Regions from separate parts of the Homo sapiens genome. Here region 1 is linked to region 2. Evidence: read pairs that join two places in POLR2A ChIA-PET (ENCODE). Cell type or tissue: GM12878. All regions are shown on one strand. Each heading gives the region's core, and the rest is flanking DNA. Links, peaks and the distances in the headings are about the cores only. Region 1 overlaps OAT (ornithine aminotransferase). Region 2 overlaps FAM53B (family with sequence similarity 53 member B).

What was found. Peaks named below come from ENCODE experiments on the same cell type or tissue, not always from the same donor. Only the 100,000 strongest peaks of a DNase experiment are listed, where the experiment ranks them.
Region 1: POLR2A ChIA-PET joins it to region 2 with 5 read pairs; 2 of 35 experiments call an interaction of 5 or more read pairs at or near these places.

Annotation. Positions count from the first base shown.
Region 1 is chr10:124,408,809-124,413,193 of GRCh38, forward strand. OAT (ornithine aminotransferase) reads right to left here. Exons shown (of 10, transcript NM_000274.4): 2 at 3,165-3,392; 3 at 1-157. The coding sequence starts at 3,363. Among named protein-coding and RNA genes, the nearest start is that of OAT, 7.9 kb to the right of the region's middle. In GM12878, for the core only: no CTCF peak of the experiment used is centred there; no DNase peak of the experiment used is centred there.
Region 2 is chr10:124,648,349-124,652,733 of GRCh38, forward strand. All of the region lies in intron 4 of FAM53B (family with sequence similarity 53 member B), which reads right to left. Among named protein-coding and RNA genes, the nearest start is that of FAM53B-AS1, 53 kb to the right of the region's middle. RefSeq lists enhancers at 1-761, 581-670, 2,846-2,955 and silencers at 472-766, 500-700. In GM12878, for the core only: no CTCF peak of the experiment used is centred there; DNase peaks (open chromatin) are centred at 563 and 2,683; H3K27ac peaks cover 1,377 bases.

The sequences.
Region 1 (4,385 bases), core at 252-4,251, 240 kb before region 2:
ACGTTATTATAGAAAGCTCTAGATGTTAAGGTCAATTTGTCCACTTGACTCTTCAGAGCATTCACAATCTTGGGGTGACAATGCCCTTGGTTGACAGCACTGTAAGAACTCAGGAAGTCAAAATATTTTCTGCCTTCTACATCCCATAAGTAAATACCTAAAATACATAAGAAAGGAAAATAATTTTAGACAATTACTATACGGCATAAAGTCCAAAAATTAAGAGTGCTAGCAAGCCCTCTGAATGCCTATATATGAACCTCTATTTAATACATATTTGTAGTTAAAGCTTGTTTTAGCTCAGGCATAATAAACTTTGGTTTGTAAGGAATTACTAAGAATTGTATTTTATCTGCCCAGCTTCAAAACACACATTTAACAAAAATAACACAAAAAGGTTATAAACTCTGGAGTAAAACCTTTACCTAATTCTAAGATTTAGGATCCAAAATTAGAATTTAAAAGCAGAAGTTAGGCAGGGAGCCGTGGCTCACGCCTGTAATCCTAGCACTTTGGGAGACCAAGGCAGGGATTGCTTGAGCCCAGGAGTTCCAGATCAGCCTGGACAACACGGCAAAATCCCTGACGCTACAGAAAAATGCTGGGCATGGTAGTGCGCGCGTATGGTCCCGTTACAGAGGCTGAGGTGGGAGGATTGCTTGAGCCTGGGAGGTAGAGGATGCAGTGAGTTGAGATTGTGCCACTGCACTCCAGCCTGGGCACCAGAGCAAAATCCTGCCTATAAAAAAAAAAAATAAAATAAATAAAATTTAAAAATAAAAAAGCAGAAGTTACACATAACAGACAAAAATCATGAGAAGTAGACTGTAATAACCCTTAGGATGGAAAAAAAATATTTGTAAATCATGTGTCTGATAAGGATCTAATATCCAGAATTCTTACAACTCAATTTCAAAAGGACAAACAACCCAATTTAAAAAATGGGGAAAGACTTGAATAGCTATTTCTTCAAAGAAGATATACAAATGGCAAGAAACACATGAAAAGATGTTCAACATCACTAATCATTAGGAAAATGCAAGTTAAAACCACAATGAGATACCATCTCATACTCCCTGGGATGGTTATAATTAAAAAAACAACTTTTGACAAGGATCTGAAGAAATTGGCACTCTCATACATTGCTAGTGGGAAAGTAAAAACAAGGTTGCCATGTCATGTAATATGAAACAGATTTTCAATAGTTCAAAAGAAGATATGTCTACAGTACTGGTACCAAATAAAATACAAGCAAATGACCAAAATGTGTGATACTCTTATATTGTCATTTTCTGGTACAAAGCTAAGTAATAAACTTTGGTTTTATTTGGTTAAGGCTGTTATTTATTCCAAATTGTAGATTAAATCACCATTTGGCAACTACCACCGTAATCATTTATTCAGGCAAGAATCATTAGTGGATGCTGAAATTGTGAGTAAAAGTTCATGAGTAACTGGATATTTACAGAGTTTTACACTCTGTCCCCACAAGATACTTAATACAAAGGGAAAGAAGACCAAGACAACCAAGGATTGAGGAACTGTTCTGGGTTAAAGAAGACTAAACATGACAACTGAATGCAACTCATCGGAGGTTTTTCTTTTGTTATAAAAGAGAACAAATGACATCTGGATTAGGTCTCTAGACTAATGGTGCTGTACCAGTGTTAAGTTCTTGATTTTTACAATTACTCTATGGTTATAAAAGAGAAAGTCAGCTGGGCACAGTAGCTCACACCTGCAATCCCAGCACTGTGGGAGGCTGAGTGGTAGGATCACTTGAGACCAGGAGTTCAAGATCACCCTGGGCAACATAGCAAAATCTAATCTCTACAAAAAATAAGCCAGGCATGGTAAGGCACACCTGTAGTCCCAGCTACTTGGGAAGCTGAGGTGGGAAAATCACCTGAAGCCGGGAGTTCCAGGCTGCAGTGAGCCATGATCACACCACTGAACTCCAGCCTGGGCAACAGAATGAGACCCTATCTCAAAAAGTCATTGCGTTTTTGGAAAGACACACTAAGTATTTATGGGTAAAGAGATGTCATGTGGCGGGGCGCGGTGGCTCACGCCTGTAATCCAGCACTTTGGGAGGCTGAGGTGGGTGGATCACCTGAGGTCAGGAGTTCGAGACCAGCCCGGCCAACATGATGAAACCCTGTCTCTACTAAAAATACAAAAATTAGCTGGACGTGGTGGCGTGGGCCTGTAGTCCCAGCTCCTCGGGAGGCTGAGGCAAGAGAATCACTTGAAACCGAGAGGTAGAGGTTGCAGTGAGCCGAGATCCCACCATTGCACTCCAGCCTGGGTGACAAAGCGACATTCCGTCTCAAAAAAAAAAAAAAAAAAAAAAAAAGAAGAAGAGATGTCATGTCTGCAACTTCCTCTCAAAACAGTTCAGAAAACAATGTAGAATATGCAGGCGGCGGGGGGAGAAGAGAAGGGAGTGAACACACTAAGACCAAAGCAGCAAAAAGTTAGCACTTGGAAAATCTGGGAGAAGTATAAAAGGAAAATGTCAGTACTATTTGTTACAACTTTTCTTAAGTCTAAAACTATGCCAAAATAAAAGTTAAAAGAAAAAAATGACAGCAATATGATAGTACTTTCCTTATTTCTCTTGCATTCCCTCTTGGTAAGGTCTACATGACAAAGACAATGGTTCCTCTTTGAAGCCTCCATAGCACCTAACACAGCAGCACTAGACACTCAATAAATGAATTAACTGGCCAGGCGTGGTGGCTCACACCTGTAATCCCAGCACTTTGGGAGGCCAAGGTGGGAGGATCACAAAGTCAGGAGTCTGAGACCAGCCTGGCCAACATGGTGAAACCCCATCTCTACTAAAAATACAAAAATTAGCTGGGTGTGGTGGCGCACGCCTGTAGTCCCAGCTACTCAGGAGGCTGAGGCAGAAGAATCGCTTGAACCTGGGAGGCAGAGGTTGCAGTGAGCTGGGATTGTGCCACTGTACTCCAGCCTGGGTGACAGAGTGAGACTCCGTCTCAAAAAAAAAAAAAAAAAAAGAAGAAGAAGAATTAACCATGTCTGCAATATACACATTAAACACATCTAGAAAAATGTATATTGTGAAAATATGGAAGCAATTTTTTTTTATAAAAGGTTTCAAGAAAAGGGAAAAGACGGATTAATTTGAAACGTACCTTTTCCTCTCTCCAGGGCTACAGGTAAAGGATGGTAGTTGTGTGCACCATACTTATATTCCCTTTCAAAAATGTCATCAGAGGTTGGAGGGCCTTGGACTGTTTTTTTAGTTGCAACAGATGTAGCAGAAGCCACTGAAGAATGAACTCCGCGACTAAGTACAGCAAACCTCTGCAAATGTGCTAGTTTGGAAAACATTGTGTCCTTCAAGTAGAAAAACCACAGATCTGTCCAAAGAAAAGAGAATGCATTAAGAGTGAGAATCCTTGGCTTATGCCTATAATCTCAGCACTTTGGGAGGCTGAGGTCAAAGGATCACGTGAGCCCAGGAGTTTGAGACCAGCCTGGGCAACAGAGCAAGACTCCATCACTAAAAAAAATTGAAAAATTAGCTGGGTGTAGTGGTATGCATCTGCAGTCCCAGCTACTCAGGAGACTGAGGTGGGAGGATTGCTTGAGCCCGGAAGTTGAGGCTGCAGTGAGCTGAGATTGTGCCACTGTACTCCAACCTGGGAGACAAAGAAAGGCCCAGTCTCAAGAAAAAAAAAATGGCCAGGCGTGATAGCTCACATCTGTAATTCCAGCACCTTGGGAGGCCAAGATGGGAGGATCGCTTGAGCCGAGGAGTTAAAGACCAGCCTAGGCAACATAGTCTCTATAAAAGAAAAAAAAAGAGTGAGAATCTTGAGTCAGGTGTGGTGGTTTGTGCCTGTAGCCCCCAGCTGCTCAGGAGGCTGAGGCGGGAGGATCACTTGAGCCCAAGAGTTTGAGGCCAGCCTGGGCAACAGAGTGATACCCTGTCAATCAGGCAATCAATCAACCAACCAATCAATAAGAGTAAGACTCTTTCCAGAGCTAATGCACTGTGTGTTGACTGAGTACCTGCTAAACACTAAGTATTTGTTAAGCACCTACCACAGTCCGATACCATCAGGCACAATGCTATGAGACAGCTACAACTGTAGGGCAGAGACCAGAGGCAGGGAGACCAAATCAGAGAAGACTGCCAGAGACTAGGCATGGGGCAGGAGACAGAGGAACTGTCCATCCCTCTGGGCTCAAGCAGTCCGCCCACCACGGCCTCCCAAAGTTTTCGAATTAAAGGTGTGAGCCACTGTGCCCAGCCTAAAATCTTTTATTTAGCCACAAATATCTAAAACTTCTGTAGGTCAAATTTATCATAAACAAAGGTGAAAGGCAAAAAGACTAGGAAAAAAATG
Region 2 (4,385 bases), core at 278-4,277:
CCACGAGCCTGCAGTCTCCATGGAGGGGAAGGTCTGGGAAGCTGGGGTAGGATGGGCTGCGGCCTGCTGTGTCCTGGCCTGGCTCTCCACCACCTGCCATAACATCATCACACATCTCCCCGCTCCTTGGGAGCCTCCCCCATCTGTAAAATGGCAATAATGACCTCGTCCTGCCTGCCTCATAGGAATGCCATGAGACCTCAAGAATAATTGCCATGGGGCTTCACGAGGGAGAACCCACTAGAAATGCAACAGCAGAGCCCTCCACCATGCCCTCACAATGGGCCAGGCATGGTGCGTGCACCAACAAGCCCCTAAAGGTGCTCTTTTTTGCTTTGCAGATGAGCAAACAGGCTCAGAAAGGTTAAGTAACTTGCCCAAGGTCCTACAGATGAAACAGAACTCAGAGCTAGTCCACCTGTCCCGCCTGTTCGGGGCTCCTTTTGCTGCTAAGGGGTCTGGCCGGGATTAGCAATTGTGGGAAGCCGCCCTGAGAAGAGAAAGCACCGTCCCAGCCCTTAACGAATGTGCAGCGTCACTGGAGAGACTGGTGGTGGAAAGTGCTTGCCACAACAAGCGAGCCACTTGCGGGAGACAGGATGAAACTGGTGGGGGATGAGAGCTGTATCCTACTGACTTGCAGAAGCAGCTGCAGGCCTGCTGGGCAGACTGCCAAAGGCAGGCAACAGCAGCAGTGGAAGGCCAGGTCTGGTCACTGCCCCATCATCAGCTAACTTTCTAAGTGACCCAGGGCAAAGGACTGCAACTCTCTAGGCCTGTTTCACCAGGTACATAATGACAGGTCCCTTCCAGTTCTGAAACGTATAGGCTCCAGCTAGAACCTTCTGCACCTACCTCTTCAACCTCTAACCTGGGAGTAAGGAAACCAGCCTGGATTATTTCGAAGTTTCCATGTCTTCCAAGAAAAAATATTGTTGTCTCAGTAGATGGCAGCAAACTAACCCTGGCAGAGGCCTTCCTGCTATTGTTGGACCAGCTTGGCACCCTCTGACCACCCATCTGACCAAGCAGAATGGAGGATGGGGTAGAGAGGGTGCTACAGGGCAGGCTGGCCCAGGCAACAAAGCCATGGTGGGAAAGAGAAACAGCAGGCCTGGCCGGCCCCACCTCCAGGCAAGTCAGCAGCTGTTTCTCCCAACATGTCTGCCCTCCGTCGCATAACACAAGGTATTGCCAAAATCCCAGCCACTGCAAGGATGTGGACAATGCCTGTTCTAAACGAGCTTCCAGACCAAGCCTCAGTCTGCTTTCTCACAGCTGGATAAAGGCCGCCTTCCATGCAGAGTGTCCCCCTGTAAGATGGAGGGCTTACTGCCAGAGAGCTGCCCTACCCAGAACTCAGGCTGGCGGTGTCCCTGGTCTCCCTCACACACTGGGAAGTGTGCACTTGATTCTTTGTACTCCTTCAGACCCCAAAAGCAACCAAATATACATAAGTCCCCAAAAGCAACCAAATATACGTAAGTCCCCATAAGCAACCAAATATACATAAGTCCCAGGAAACGCGCCATTCATTTTAAGTCCATGGTGCCTTTAGGAAGACACTACTGTTCCCATTTTTTAGATAAGAACTCTGCGGCCCAGGGCAGTCACTTGCCCAGGCCCTCTCCTCGCAGGCTCACTCCCTCTGCACTTTGCCTGCAGATTTCCAGCCATCTACTAGATATTTCTAGCAGTAAAACTAACGTCATAACAAGACAAGCTGGCGACAGGTACAGATGACATAATTATCGATCAGATGACTTATCTCCCTAATGGAGCTGGGATATTCTTAGTAATATAATTAAGTATAGGATAATTTTACAATACTGTAGGCTGTGCCCTGCTCCCAGAGTAAGCACTAAGGAGGCAGACCTCTCCCTCCAAGGAAGGACTCTCTATCGGTTGGAGGAGGCCAAAGGTAAAAGAGGCCCAGGTCATCGCGGGACAGGTGTCGTCTACCCTGAATCTGAGAACCAGGCATGAGCCTAGGTCTTCTAAGCGTTCCAGTTGGACCCTCCACGCTGGATGATGACAATGATGGTGGTTTTGGCAGTGGTGCTTGTGACGCTGAAAGTAACGGTGGTTATGGTGATGATGGTGATGACAGCAGCTGCCATCTGCCAAGCACGCACAGTGTGGCCAGATGTGCTAGGCGCTCTACACCCTTTGGCCTATGTGATCTTCACACCAACCCTGTGAGGCAAGTTATTCTTCTCATCTCCACTTTACAAATGAGGACGCTGCAGCTCAGAGTTTACCTGGCCAGAGCACAGCGAAGCCGAGAGCTGAACCCTAACCCCAGGACTCCAGAGGCGCTGTTTTCTTCCACCTAATGCCTCCCAGAGTGAGGCATTCCTCCTCCAGAAGGAAAACTACTTCTGCAGATGACCAATTTCCAGACTATTTCCCCAGTACAATGTCCCCAGCCCTGCTAGGAGGCCAATATTCCTTTGCCATCAGCCATTTGTTTCGAGAGAGAGATGTGTTTGAAAAGAAAGGGTTCATCCTAAAGTGGATTTTCTGTGCCCTAAACTCTGAAACCCCCCTCTTGCCTTCAACGAGAATGAAAACAAACCTAAGACAACAAAGAAAAAAGAAATGCGAGGACTCACGGGCGCTGAGTCACACCGAGAGGCTCCACGCATGTGAATTAGCCACGCCAGACACTGGGAGCCCCCCAATCTCCCTTCAGAGGCCACTTCCTGCCCAAACCACCCCAAAGCCAAAGCCACTGCAGCAAAGGTGGCAGCAAGGCAGGGCCAGCTGCACTCAGCACAGGGGCAAAGCCAAGCCTTCTGTCCTTGCCGGCCTCGGTTTCTCCCTTTGTGCCACAGGGAGACAGAGCCAGGTGGCCACCACCTTGCCCTCAGACGCTCTGTTGTGGCCTTGCTGCTAGCCTTTTCCAGGAGCTGAGGCCCCAGGGCCCTAACTCAGTTCCCTCGTGTTCCATTTCCCTCTGCACCTTCCCAAAGGTGCAGAAGGAGGCTGGAGGGGTGCGGCTGAGCAGAGGGTGCTGCCTGGCATCCTCCTGAGCCTGCTCTGCTCTGTCCTCCCAGCTACACAGGACAGGCAGGGATGAAGCTAAGAGGGCTGCCAGGGGAGGCAGTATAAAGGCATGCTGTGGCCCCTCACTGCTGAACTGCAGGCACTGTAGCAGGGAGCCCAGCCGCTGGACGGAATCACAATCCCACACACGGCACCAGGGACCTGGACTATGCACCCCACTCCTCCTGCTGCTCTCCCCTGCCACCCCCACCTCCGAGACAGTGAGGCCCAGCGGCCTCCTCATTTCCTCCTCAGGGGAGCACTGTGGAGACTGTCAGCTGACTTCCGACCCTGGGGCCTGCCTGCTCTGGAGGGTCAAGGTCAGCAGAGCCCCACAGATGTCTAGCCCCTGCCTCAGGTCGGCAGTGACTGGGCACTGGCACATGGCGGGGACACGCCACCCCTGCTGTCTACTATGACTGGGCCTGGAACGTTCACGCCAGCCCCAGCGTCAGGACAACTGCGACTGAGGGCGGTTCTCAACCCAGACAGCCTTTGCTTGCTGGTTCCTTTATTTGTCCCCCATCTGTGAAGCATCTGTGGTCCACCAGGTGCTCTCCTGAGCAATGTGAACTCAGGGGCCAGGAAGCGAGGCCCCTGCCCTCCAGGAGTCCCTTTCCAAAGGGCATACCTGGAGAATTTCAAAGCCAACATCAAAGTGTGATAAGCACGAGCATGCTTTTGAGGCTGGAATTATCCCCTCTAGTTTTTCATTTATAGTCCTCTCTTCCACTTGGGTCCCAAGACTTTCCCAAGTTTGTCCCTGCCGGTGTCCAGCAATGGTTATGAAAACCCGCAGAGGGAAAAGCTATCAATTCCCAACTGTTTCTACTCAGTAGGTGTCAACCATAATACCAGGGCTTAGGACTAGCCAGGGTCTTACCATGTGCACAATACGTTCACATCCAGCCGTGCCCAGGGGTGAACTGAGCAAGGAACTCATGCCCAATTCACAGATCAGGAAACTGAGGCCCTGGGCAACACCGGGATGGGCTGAGTTCATGCTGTTGTCAGGTGTCAGAGGAGGCTGTGGCCACAGCCTTAGAGAGAAGAAGGGGCCCGGCCCACAGCTGCACTCACATCTGGTCCCAGCCTGTCACCCACGGTGATAACCCTGGGTGACCATGGCCAGCCACTTCCCTCCTCTGGCCTCAGTGGCTTCACCTGCAGAGGCAAGGGGTCCAAGGAGGTGAGTGACATTCAGTGTTTCCTGGTGCTCACATTCCAGGGCTATCACAAACACCAGTCCCACAGGTAGTGGGAAAGGACAGTATGTATTTTAATGACACAAGGAAGCCTTGTGGTGGAGGGCCTGAAGCAGCAGCATTCCCCATCTG